Linked DNA regions of Mus musculus: region 2 is linked to region 1. A link is a loop called in an ENCODE intact Hi-C map of the cell type or tissue named here. Cell type or tissue: heart. All regions are shown on one strand.

What was found. Peaks named below come from ENCODE experiments on the same cell type or tissue, not always from the same donor. Only the 100,000 strongest peaks of a DNase experiment are listed, where the experiment ranks them.
Region 2: it touches region 1 in a loop (2.2-fold over the local background); 3 of 42 quality-filtered maps call a loop at or near these places.

Annotation. Positions count from the first base shown.
Region 1 is chr5:130,220,970-130,225,969 of GRCm38, forward strand. Tmem248 (transmembrane protein 248) reads left to right here and starts at 1,366. Exons shown (of 7, transcript NM_027854.1): 1 at 1,366-1,603. Gm6598 (a long non-coding RNA gene) reads right to left here and starts at 2,897. Exons shown (of 2, transcript XR_377119.4): 1 at 2,765-2,897; 2 at 749-1,059. In heart, a CTCF peak has its summit at 1,954 (motif pointing right); a DNase peak (open chromatin) is centred at 1,332; H3K4me3 peaks cover 2,952 bases; H3K27ac peaks cover 2,065 bases.
Region 2 is chr5:130,022,205-130,027,204 of GRCm38, forward strand. It overlaps Asl (argininosuccinate lyase), which reads right to left and starts at 2,177. Exons shown (of 17, transcript NM_133768.5): 1 at 2,090-2,177; 2 at 1,838-1,892. The coding sequence starts at 1,849. Gm40334 (a long non-coding RNA gene) reads right to left here. Exons shown (of 3, transcript XR_868562.1): 2 at 3,593-3,818; 3 at 2,924-2,990. In heart, a CTCF peak has its summit at 1,646 (motif pointing right); a DNase peak (open chromatin) is centred at 2,187; H3K4me3 peaks cover 1,339 bases; H3K27ac peaks cover 995 bases; H3K27me3 peaks cover 298 bases.

The sequences.
Region 1 (5,000 bases):
CTGCCTTTCTACCTGCTCCTTGCACTTATTCAAAACCAAAAGCATAGCAGTGGTAGCTCATTGTCTGGAATGAGAGCACACACATGCTGTGCACACACAGACATACACATGCAGATGTCTTCTATACGATTTCCCTGGAACTATTTGGCTTTGAGGTTCTGGAGGAGACAAGCATCAGAGTTCCACTTACACATTCTATGGGAAGCCATCATCCATTCTGGGTGAGGACTTTCCAGTGTAGTTGCTTTGAGGTCACTCACCCTGCTGGCAGTAACCTCTTGCCTATGCTCTGTAAGTAAGCCAGATACATTTACTGGCATTCCAGGGGGAACTTTGGTTTGTCACCGAGACCTTAGGAAAAGGGGATAAACATCGCATAGTCTTTACCTAAGGAGAAAATTCTCACAAATGTTCTCATGTCTCATGGCACACCTTTAATCCCAGCACTTATGGATCTTTGAGTTTGAGACCAGCTTGGGTCACATAGTGAGTTTTAAGTCAGCCAGGGATGGATTGAAAGACCTTATCTCTTTTGTTTGTTGGTTGGTTTGGTTTTTTTTTTTTTTTTCAAGACAGGCTTTGTTTAGCCCCAGCTTCCTGGAACTCATTCTGCAGACCAGGCTGGCCTCAAATGCAAAGATCTATCTGCCTCTGACTCTTGAATGCTGGGATCAAAGGACAACCTTCCCACTGCCCAGCAACCGTGTCTTTAAAGAACAACAAAAAAAGTCAAGACCAGACAAATGGATAAGTGTAACTGATCTCCTGGGTTTTCAATAATCATGTACAAAGGTCAGTATTAATGTGGTTAGAGGAATTTAAAAAGGATAATATTTTGCTGCTTCTAAGGTCAGCTAGGTCCTTGGGGACTGAGACATGGCTTGAAATGAATTGTCCTGTTGTCCAGAAACGCGACAGATTCCCATCCAGTGGATCCTAGAGTCCCGTCTACAGAGAGGAGGGTGGTATTAGTGTGCTCAAACACCATGACTAAGGTAGTTGGCTCCTCATTGGGCTCCAGAGAGAACAGGAAGCCAGCTCTTGCCATCCACGAGACCCCTGTGTCAAAACAAAAAATTCCAACAAAAATAAACGAAAATCGTGTCCTCTTTACTATCTCACGCCATACACACCAAGACCTGCAGAAGCACTTCGGGACGGAACCGAGCAAGCTCACGGCAGTTCGCGAATGCGAGTGATAAATTTCAGGCAGCTCCGTGTATGCTTTTCCCATTTGCAAAACGAAGACAGTCTGCTTCTCCTCCTAACCCCGACCCCACCCGCCGCTCGCCCCGGAGCAATTCTGTCCCTTCCGCGCCGCCGTCGCGCGCGGGCGGGGTCAGAGGTCACGGCGGCGTTAGTGGTGACGTGGTTTTCTGCCTTCACCCGGAAAGCCCGGCGTTCGCAGCGCGCGGAGCCGGCGTCCCGTTGGCGCGCTCTGGCCTGGCTTCGGGTCGTCGCTTCGGCCCCGAGGAGCCGCTCGCTGTCTCCGGAGCGGCGGAGAGGATGGTGCGGGGCAGCCCGGGGCCCGCCGCGCGCCGCCGCGAGTGAACAGGGCCAGGCCGCGGGCGTCCGCGGGCTCGAGCCGCCAGTCTGCGGGGCGGTGAGTAGGAGACGGGGTCGTAATCGCGGGCGCATGGGCCGGGACCGGGGACCCTGAACCCGGGGCCCACGGCGTGCTGGGCGGATCGGTGCGCAGGCTCTCCCAGCCACCCCAGCTCCGTTCACTCCTCTATTAGCTGACCCGGTCCTGTTCCATCCTCCCGAGGCCTGCGGAGTCCTGCTCCCTCAGTCAAGGCTTGTATAGGTCGGCTGAATAAGGCTGCGTGGACCTACTAGCATCCTTTGCAAGTTTTAGAAAAAAAAATGATTGTTTTGGAAAATTATTTACATGATGTGTTTGTATTATCTTGTCTGCGCACGTGAGCGCAAATACCCACCGACTCCAGAAGAGGGCGTTGTGTCCTTAGACCCAGAGTTACACTCCATTGGTAGCTGCCTGATGATGGGGTTGCTGAGAACTTAACTCTGGTCCTCAGGAATAGCAGGTATTCTTAACCCCGTAGCCATCTTTCCAACTTCTCTGTGTGTGTGTGTGTGTGTGTGTGTGTGTGTGTGTGTGTGTGTGTGTGACAGAGAGAGAGAGAGAGAGAGAGAGAGAGAGAGAGTGAGAGTGAGAGAGTGAGTGTGAGTGTGTGTGTGTGTTCAGTTTTAGATTTGTGACTTGACTTTGGGTTGTCAAAAATGTATCCAAAAGAGGGTTTAATGCAGCCTTAACTGGCTAGGATTTCCCTATGTAGACAAGACCCACCTTCAACACCGATCTTCCCGATTCAGACTCCGTAGTTCAGAGATATAGGCGTGGGCCACACTGCCAAGGTTTCACAGTGTAATAACGGTATTGTTTTGGTTTTAATCTGAATCCTGGAGTCTGGGGTCTCCTGCAGCCTTAGATAGTCCAAACCCACGACTCAGTCGAGGCTGACCTTGATTCTCTTAGACTCCCTAGTGCTGCCGTTGGCAGGTGTGCACTGCCATGCCGGTTAAGCCCGGCTAAAACATAATTTTTTTTTTTTTTTAAAGACAGGTCCACTGTGTAGTTCAGGCTGGCCTCCAACTCTCTGTGTAGCTTGAAGTTGTGATCCTCCTGCCTCAGCCTCATATTGGGGTGTTGTTAGCTGTGTGGTACCAGGCCCTGTTCACAGAGTAGTGGTAGCCTGGTGGCAAGGCTAGTCAATACTGGGACAGGGGGGTGATTTCTTACCTGTCCCATAGTTGTATAATACAACAAATCACGGGAGGATTTCCACATACTGTAAGACACACAGCTTTAGTTCTGATGCAGAGAATCCAGAGCTGTGAGTTTAACATAATGGAAATAACCTGAAGCCATGTCACAGTTCTGGAACTCGTATTTTCCCAGGCTTCTGTCGTTGCCTTGTCTGAACATTCTCAGGAGCCCATGGTTTTAAAGCTTCGTGTTTCCTTTTGACCCTTCTTCCCTCTCTCATCTAGTGCTCTCCTCTTTACACACGAGCATTAGAGAAAACTGGGCCTGATTTGGGGGTGGGGTGGAGTGGTCGGGGATACAGAGCACAGTGCAAGGGTGGTGGACCTACAGGATGGTTTTTGTCAGTATGGGAAGTCTGTAGAATTCTAATTATGGGCCAGACCTAGTGGCACACGCCTGTGATCCCAGATCCTTGTGAGCTGCCACTGGAGCTGCCACCAGCCCAACCCAGGTGCCCTGGAAGATTAACTGAGCCTTCTTTCTATCCCCACAGAACTTTAGTTAGACAGCTAAAGTGTTTATTGAAGACGGTGTCTCCGATGATGTAGTTGGTGTGTTCGAGGCATGTGGAATTGATTGGTGGGAAGCCCTCTTGCTGGGCCTGGTGTTGTGTGATAGCACAGTGAGTTAAATGAGAGTCCTCTGCCACTTACATGTCTGCTTGTATCATTGTACATTACCTAAGCTGTATGCTGACACGGAGACTGATACCCACCTAACAGTGTCGGAGAGATTAAAATACCTACCAGGGTGTGCTAAGCAGTTGTTAGGGTGTCCACTACATGGCATATGTTAAGTAGTTATTTTCTCCTTAGCCTCGTATAATCTGGTTCTGCCACAATCCACAATTAACTCTTGTGAAAGAGAGTGTTGTTTGTTTGTTTTAAATTTATTTATTTTATGTGTCTTAGTACACTGTCCTGTTGCTGTCTTCAGACACCCCAGAAGAGGGCATCGGATCCCCTTACAGATGGTTGTGGGCCACCATGTGGCTGCTAGGAATTGAACTCAGGACCTCTGGAAGAGCAGTCAGTGCTCTTAACCCCTGAGCCATCTCTCCAGCCCTGAAAGAGTTTCTTATATTGGTTGGTTTTTTTTTTTTTTTGGTTTTTCGAGACAGGGTTTCTCTGTATAGCCCTGGCGAGTTTCTTATATTGTTACTGACATCTTTAATTTTCTTTTCTCTGAATTTTTGGTCATGGTATTTAGTTTGTATATGTGTATGTGCATACCATGGTATGCATATGGAGGTCAAAGGACACGTATTTGAAGTCAGCTCTTTCCTCCATCTGCTTATGGGTCCCAGGGAGCATATTTATAGGCCACTAGGGTTGCAAGTCAAACACCTTTACCCCTGAGTGATCTCAACAACCCTTTTTAATTTTTATTTATTTTAACAGATTTATTATTATACATGAGTACACTGTAGCTGACTTCAGATGCACTACAAGAGGGTGTCAGGTCTCATTATGAGTGGTTGTGAGCTACCATGTGGTTGCAGGGATTTGAACTCAGGACCTTTGGAAGAGCAGTCAGTGTTCTCTTACCCACTGAGCCATTTCACTAGCCCTTGTTTTTATATTTCACTATTTTAAATATTCCTAAGTCAAGCAACTCAGTAGTTGAGCCTTTTTTTTTTTTTAGCCGTGGTTAGGATTTTAGAAATGGAGTCGCAGAAAAGCACAGGTGTGCTTTGTGTGCTTTGTGACACTGTGGAGTGTCACAAAGCTGACCCATGTCCTTTCAAGTGACTGTGTTCTTAGAACTTGAGGATTGTTGGAGCTGCCTTTTACCTAAGTTGTCTGCAGTTTGGCTTGGTTCTGGTGGCAGTGAAGTAGTCTAGGTAGCAACTGGTGACCTGCATTCGTCTTTCTTCTGTGCTTGAGGAGTCAGAGTTTGACTCTCTATCTGGTGTCCCTCCCCTCAGTCCTTGGACTTCTCAGACGCCATTTCCCAGCCTTCATTTCTCACTACCTGGTTGGAATGAACTTTGGGGGAAGTGGCCAGCCACAGCACCTGCTTCTCACTCCCAACGGAATGCAATGCTTGCTTGCTTATTTGTTTGTTTTTCCAGACAGGGTTTCTCTGTGTAGCCCTGGCTATCCTGGAACTTGCTCTAGGCCAGGCTGAGCTTGAAATCACAGAGATCGGCCTCTGCCTCCTGAGTTTTGGGAGGTGTGTACCACTACCATCCAGCTTGCATTTTTAT
Region 2 (5,000 bases), 200 kb before region 1:
GTGGTACTCACTTGTAATACCAGCATTAGGGAGGCAGATGTAGGAGGATTAATAGTGTGGGTTTGTTTGTTTTTTTTTTTTTCTTTGTTTGTTTTTCAAGACAGGGGTTCTCTGTGTAGCCCTGGCTGTCCTGGAACTCAGTCTATAGACCAGGCTGGGTTTGAACTTATGGAGCTCCTCCTGCCTCTGTCTCCCAAGTGCTGGGTTTAGAGGCATGGGCCGCTGCAATTACATGGTACTGCAATTACATCCTTTTATGAAGTGGACACCAACACCCCTACTTCACAAAGGAACTAAGAGGTCAAGGACCCTGGTGTACAAATCACATCTGTTTGGCTCCAAAGTCCAGCCCTTGTTCCTGACCCTCCGCATGACCCAGCAGCTAAGCAGATCAGGCCGTCGTAACTCAAGTGAGTTAAATCTTTAATCGGAATGATGAGCTACGAGGAAGGAGGTGAGTTGCCAGCTAACGAAGACCAGAAGGGACCACACATGCAGGCATCTGCTTCCCTACAGCCTCCATTCCCTAAGAGTTCAGAGCTATGACTCTGAGATCCATTCCTTACAGGTGAAGCCCAATAGCTGTCATCATTCCATTTACCAGCTAAACCAACCAAGCCCACGGGAGACCTATATCTTGCACACCTTTCACTAAATAGGAAGACAAGCCAGGGATTCCTGGCCCAGAGGAGAGGACAGCGACACCCTAGGGAGTCACTGGGGCCACGGAGAGAGGTCCCTCCCTCCTGGCCGGTTCTATATGATGGACCTCAAGGACAATTTAGGGACTCAAGTTTTCCTATACATGGGAACAAGCGAATAGGAGGAGAGAGTTATCCTATTGGGTGGGGCCTGACAAGAGGATGTGGGGTGAAAAGCGGTATGTAAGGAAGATGAGGTAGCTAACTGGGTAAAGGCCCTTGCTGCCAAGCCTGTTGAAAAGAGAATCCACTCCCACATTTTGTCCTCTGATCACCACATGTATGAGAGCTCACATGGACATACTTATGTACGAACAAACAATGCTAAAAAAAAAAAAAAAAAAAAAAAAAAGTGGAAAGCTTTCATGTGGTAGGTCACACCCGGAATCTGAACACTCAGCAGGTGGATGCAGGTGACTTGTCAGACGCTTAAGGCCAGTCTGAGTAGAGGTGAATTCCAGTCTAGCCTGGGCTAAAAGTTAGCCACTGTCTCAAAGAAAGAAAAACAGGGGCTGGAGAGCCGGGCTCAGCCAGTAAGAGCATGGAGGTTTGGTCTTCACCCACATGGTGGCTCTCAAACATCTGTAACTCCATTCCTTTAGATCCCACATAGGGAGTAGCCAGCCCCGGGGTTCACAGACGTCTATACATGCAGGCAAAACATCCATACAAATATACATTTTAAAATAATTCTTTAAAAAGGGAAAACGCAGGGCTCAGTGGCTCATACCTTTAATCCCAGCGCTCTGGGAGGCAGAAGCAGGTGGATCTCTGAGGTCGAGGCCAGCCTGGTCTACAGAGCGAGTTCCAGGATTACACATGGGAACCCTGTCTCAAAAAACAAACGAGAAAAAAAAAAAAAACTACAAAACAACAACAACAAAAACAAAAAAAAACGGGGAAAACCGCCCGACATAGTGGCCAATAGTGAGATCATTACATAAGCCACTAGGTGGCGCTGGATGGGCAGATAACGACGCGGACATCCCTGAGTCTACGTGAAGCCAGTCTTTGGAAGTGTGGTCGGGAATTTCAGGATCACTGCAGGTCTGTGTGGCAGGAGATGGCCCCCATACGCGGTTAAACCCGACTGGTTCCTCCCCGCTCCTTTGCAAGGTCCCCTCAGTCCTACACACCTCTGATGCCATGTTGGGCGGTTCCTCCTCCTCCTGGAGCTTCTGTCTTACGAATCTGGAAGACAAGACCACACTGACCAACTCGGCTCGGGAGGTCTACGGGGCAGGGACGGAGTTGGGACACCTGCTCGGCTTGCAGGACGTGGGCAGCACTCAGCAAGCGCACCACAGACTTCGCGTTCCTTCTTGTTTGTTCCCTCTGTCCCACGTTCCCTGGACCTAGTGGATCAAGACACTCAGGGACCAGGTTACCTTCTGGTCTCTCCTGGCTTTTTCTGGTCCGGATGGCGTCCGCTGCCCCTCTGTCTTGTCCCCGCCTCCTGGAAGAGTAGAGCCAATTGGGAGAGGTGGGTGTGACTCATCAATCACGCTTATGGGCGGGACCACCTCTGGCTAAGCTACTAGCAGCAGGAAGAGGTGATTTCCAGGGAGTCAGCACTAGTTGTACTGAGGTTCAAGCACACAAAACCTTTGCTGAGGTGAAGACAGACGACAGGTTTGTCATCCCTGCAGCACCCGGGAGGCTGAGGCAGGAAGATTGCTGGAGGTTCCAGGCCTGGGTTGCAGATGAACCTGTTTCAAAACCGTTTCAGCACTTGGGAGGCAGAGGCCGGCCGGGGTGGGGAGTGGGGGGTAGGGGTAGGGGGCTTGGGGGTGGGCAACAGGGACTAAAGAGTGAGACCTTGTCTTAAAGTAGGGGGCAGAGGTAAATCATGCTAAATCAGGTATGGTTTTGTATGCCGGTTATACCAGTACTCTGGAGGCTGAGGCAAAAGGCTTGCTTCAGGTTCCAGGCCAATACAGACTACTAATGAAGCATGGTGGTATACGCCAGTAGTCCTGGCTTTCGGGAGATTGATGGAGGAGGGTCAGAAGTTCTAGGTCATCCTGAGCTGCATAAGCCAGCTCAAGGTAGCCTGGGTTATGGAATTAAAAAAAAAAAAAAAAAAAGAAAGAAAAAAAAAGGCTGGCAGTCAGGCTGTGGAAAGATATCTGCTAAATGCTAAGTTACCTGTGATAACTGTTAGCACATACCTGCGATCGCAGCAGTCGGGAGCCTGAGGTAGGAATGTCAAGACTTTGAATCCAGGGCTTAGAGAGATGGCTCAGCACAAGAGCTAGCCTTGAAAGGTTGGCCAGCTGAGTTCGATCCCTGGAAATCATATAGAAGGTCGGCTGTGGGACTCATCTGTGGTCTCAGTATTTCTACTCAAGACGGGCGAGAAGACTAGAGGAATGTGGGGGCCAGCTAGTCTGGAACTTGGAGCAGTGACAAATATAAGAGAGGCCCTGCCTCAATAAGGGGAAAGGCAAGAATGGACCCCAAAGGGTTGTTCTCCAACCTCTACACATGTTCTGTGGCAAGTGGTGCACACCTCCCCTCCCCCACCCCCAAATAAATGCCTACCTAAAGAAAAGATGGATCCAGTGAGGTGCCTCAATGGGTAAAGGTGCTTATTGTCAAATCTTACAATCTGATTTTGATCCCAGGACCCACATAGTGGAAAGAGAGAATGACTTCACCAAATTGTCCTCTACACTCTATGCATATGCATGATACATACACATGCATGCATACTACATACATAAATGTACAAAAAAAAAGGACAAACCTCCCCCCCAAAGTTGGGATGTAGTCCAGTTGGTATTCTTTAGAGAGTCTAGAAAGGGATTCTAACGGGCAATTGAGGGTTAAAACTCAGGGCTTCCTTCAGTCTATCACGTTCATTCTCAAAGCAGGAGGTCTGGGCTTACCTTGAATCAGCACAAGAACATGGCTGGAAGAGTGGGCAGCGGCCACTGTGGAGACCAGGTGTGTCATGATAGACCTCCAATCATGGAGGATGCGTGTATGTATGTGCATTATGTATGTGCCTGATACCAGTGGCAGTCAGAGGAGCACGTGGGCATCCATGGAACTGGAGTTACAGACGACAGTGAGCCTCTGTATTCGGCAAGCTGGAAACTGAAACTGGATTCTCTGCAAGAGCAACACATCCTCTTAACCCCGGAGCCATCCCTACAGCCCCTTATGGACTATGGACGTTTTTAATCACCAACAGACCAGAGATGCTAGAGATAGCCAAGATGGGACTGGGAACATTCGAGGAGCATGCTCAGTAGTTGCTAGAATGTCTGTATCACACAATGCAGGACTTTAATCAAACTTCCATGCCTTGTGTAGAAACAAGTTTTCAAAATCATGCCAAATAGACCTAGATTATAGTAAGTGCTTAAGAGTTCTGGTATGGTTGGGCGTGGTGGCGCATGCCTTTAATCCCAGCACTTGGGAGGCAGAGGCAGACAGATTTCTGAGTTCTTAGTTCAAGGCCAGCCTGGTCTACAGAGTGAGTTCCAGGACAGCCAGGGCTACACAGAGAAACCCTGTCTTGAAAAACCAAAAAAAAAAAAAAAAGAGTTCTGGAATGGCTCAGAAATAGAGCACTCGCTTAGAATCTATGAAATGAGAAGGGCATGGCTCAGCACTGGACACTCGTCTAGAATCACCCAGGGAGGATTTGGAGTTTGGCTTGGCATTAGAGTGCCTGTCAAAAGAAGCTGGTGGCATGTCTCAGAGTAGAGCCCTCTCAGAGCAAGAGGGAGTCTTAGTTCACTCTCACCCTGTGAGCGTCAGCCTAGGAAACCTCAAGCTCTGGTTTGTATCCAAAGAGCAGAGAAAGTTTAGGAAACCTTAGGAGAAGCCTTGGGATACAGTTGGTCGAGTGCTTGCTTAGCATGCATGAAGCTCAGGGCTTGAATCTTAATCCTGCTTAAAGCTAGCATAGTGGTTCATGCCTGGGATCTCAGCTGTCAGGGGGTGGAAGCTGGGTCAGGAGTTTCAGATCTATTCAGGTTTATCCTCACTTGCATAGGTGAGTTCATGGTGGGACTAGGCTATATGAGATCCTGTGTCAAATAACTGAAACAAATGAAAAATATTTAGGAGAGTTAACTAGAGCTCTCTCTCTCTCTCTCTCTCTTGGTTTTTCAAGACAAACCAAAGAGAGACTGGTTCCAAGGGCTGGAGGTGACATGTGTGTGCCAAGACACCTGGCAATATCTTGAATTCTAACATATTGTAGGCACTGTGTTAAATATTTTATATGGATAGCCTTTTTAAGTTCTCATGGAGCATATCTAGAAGGTGGCCCTGATAATCGCC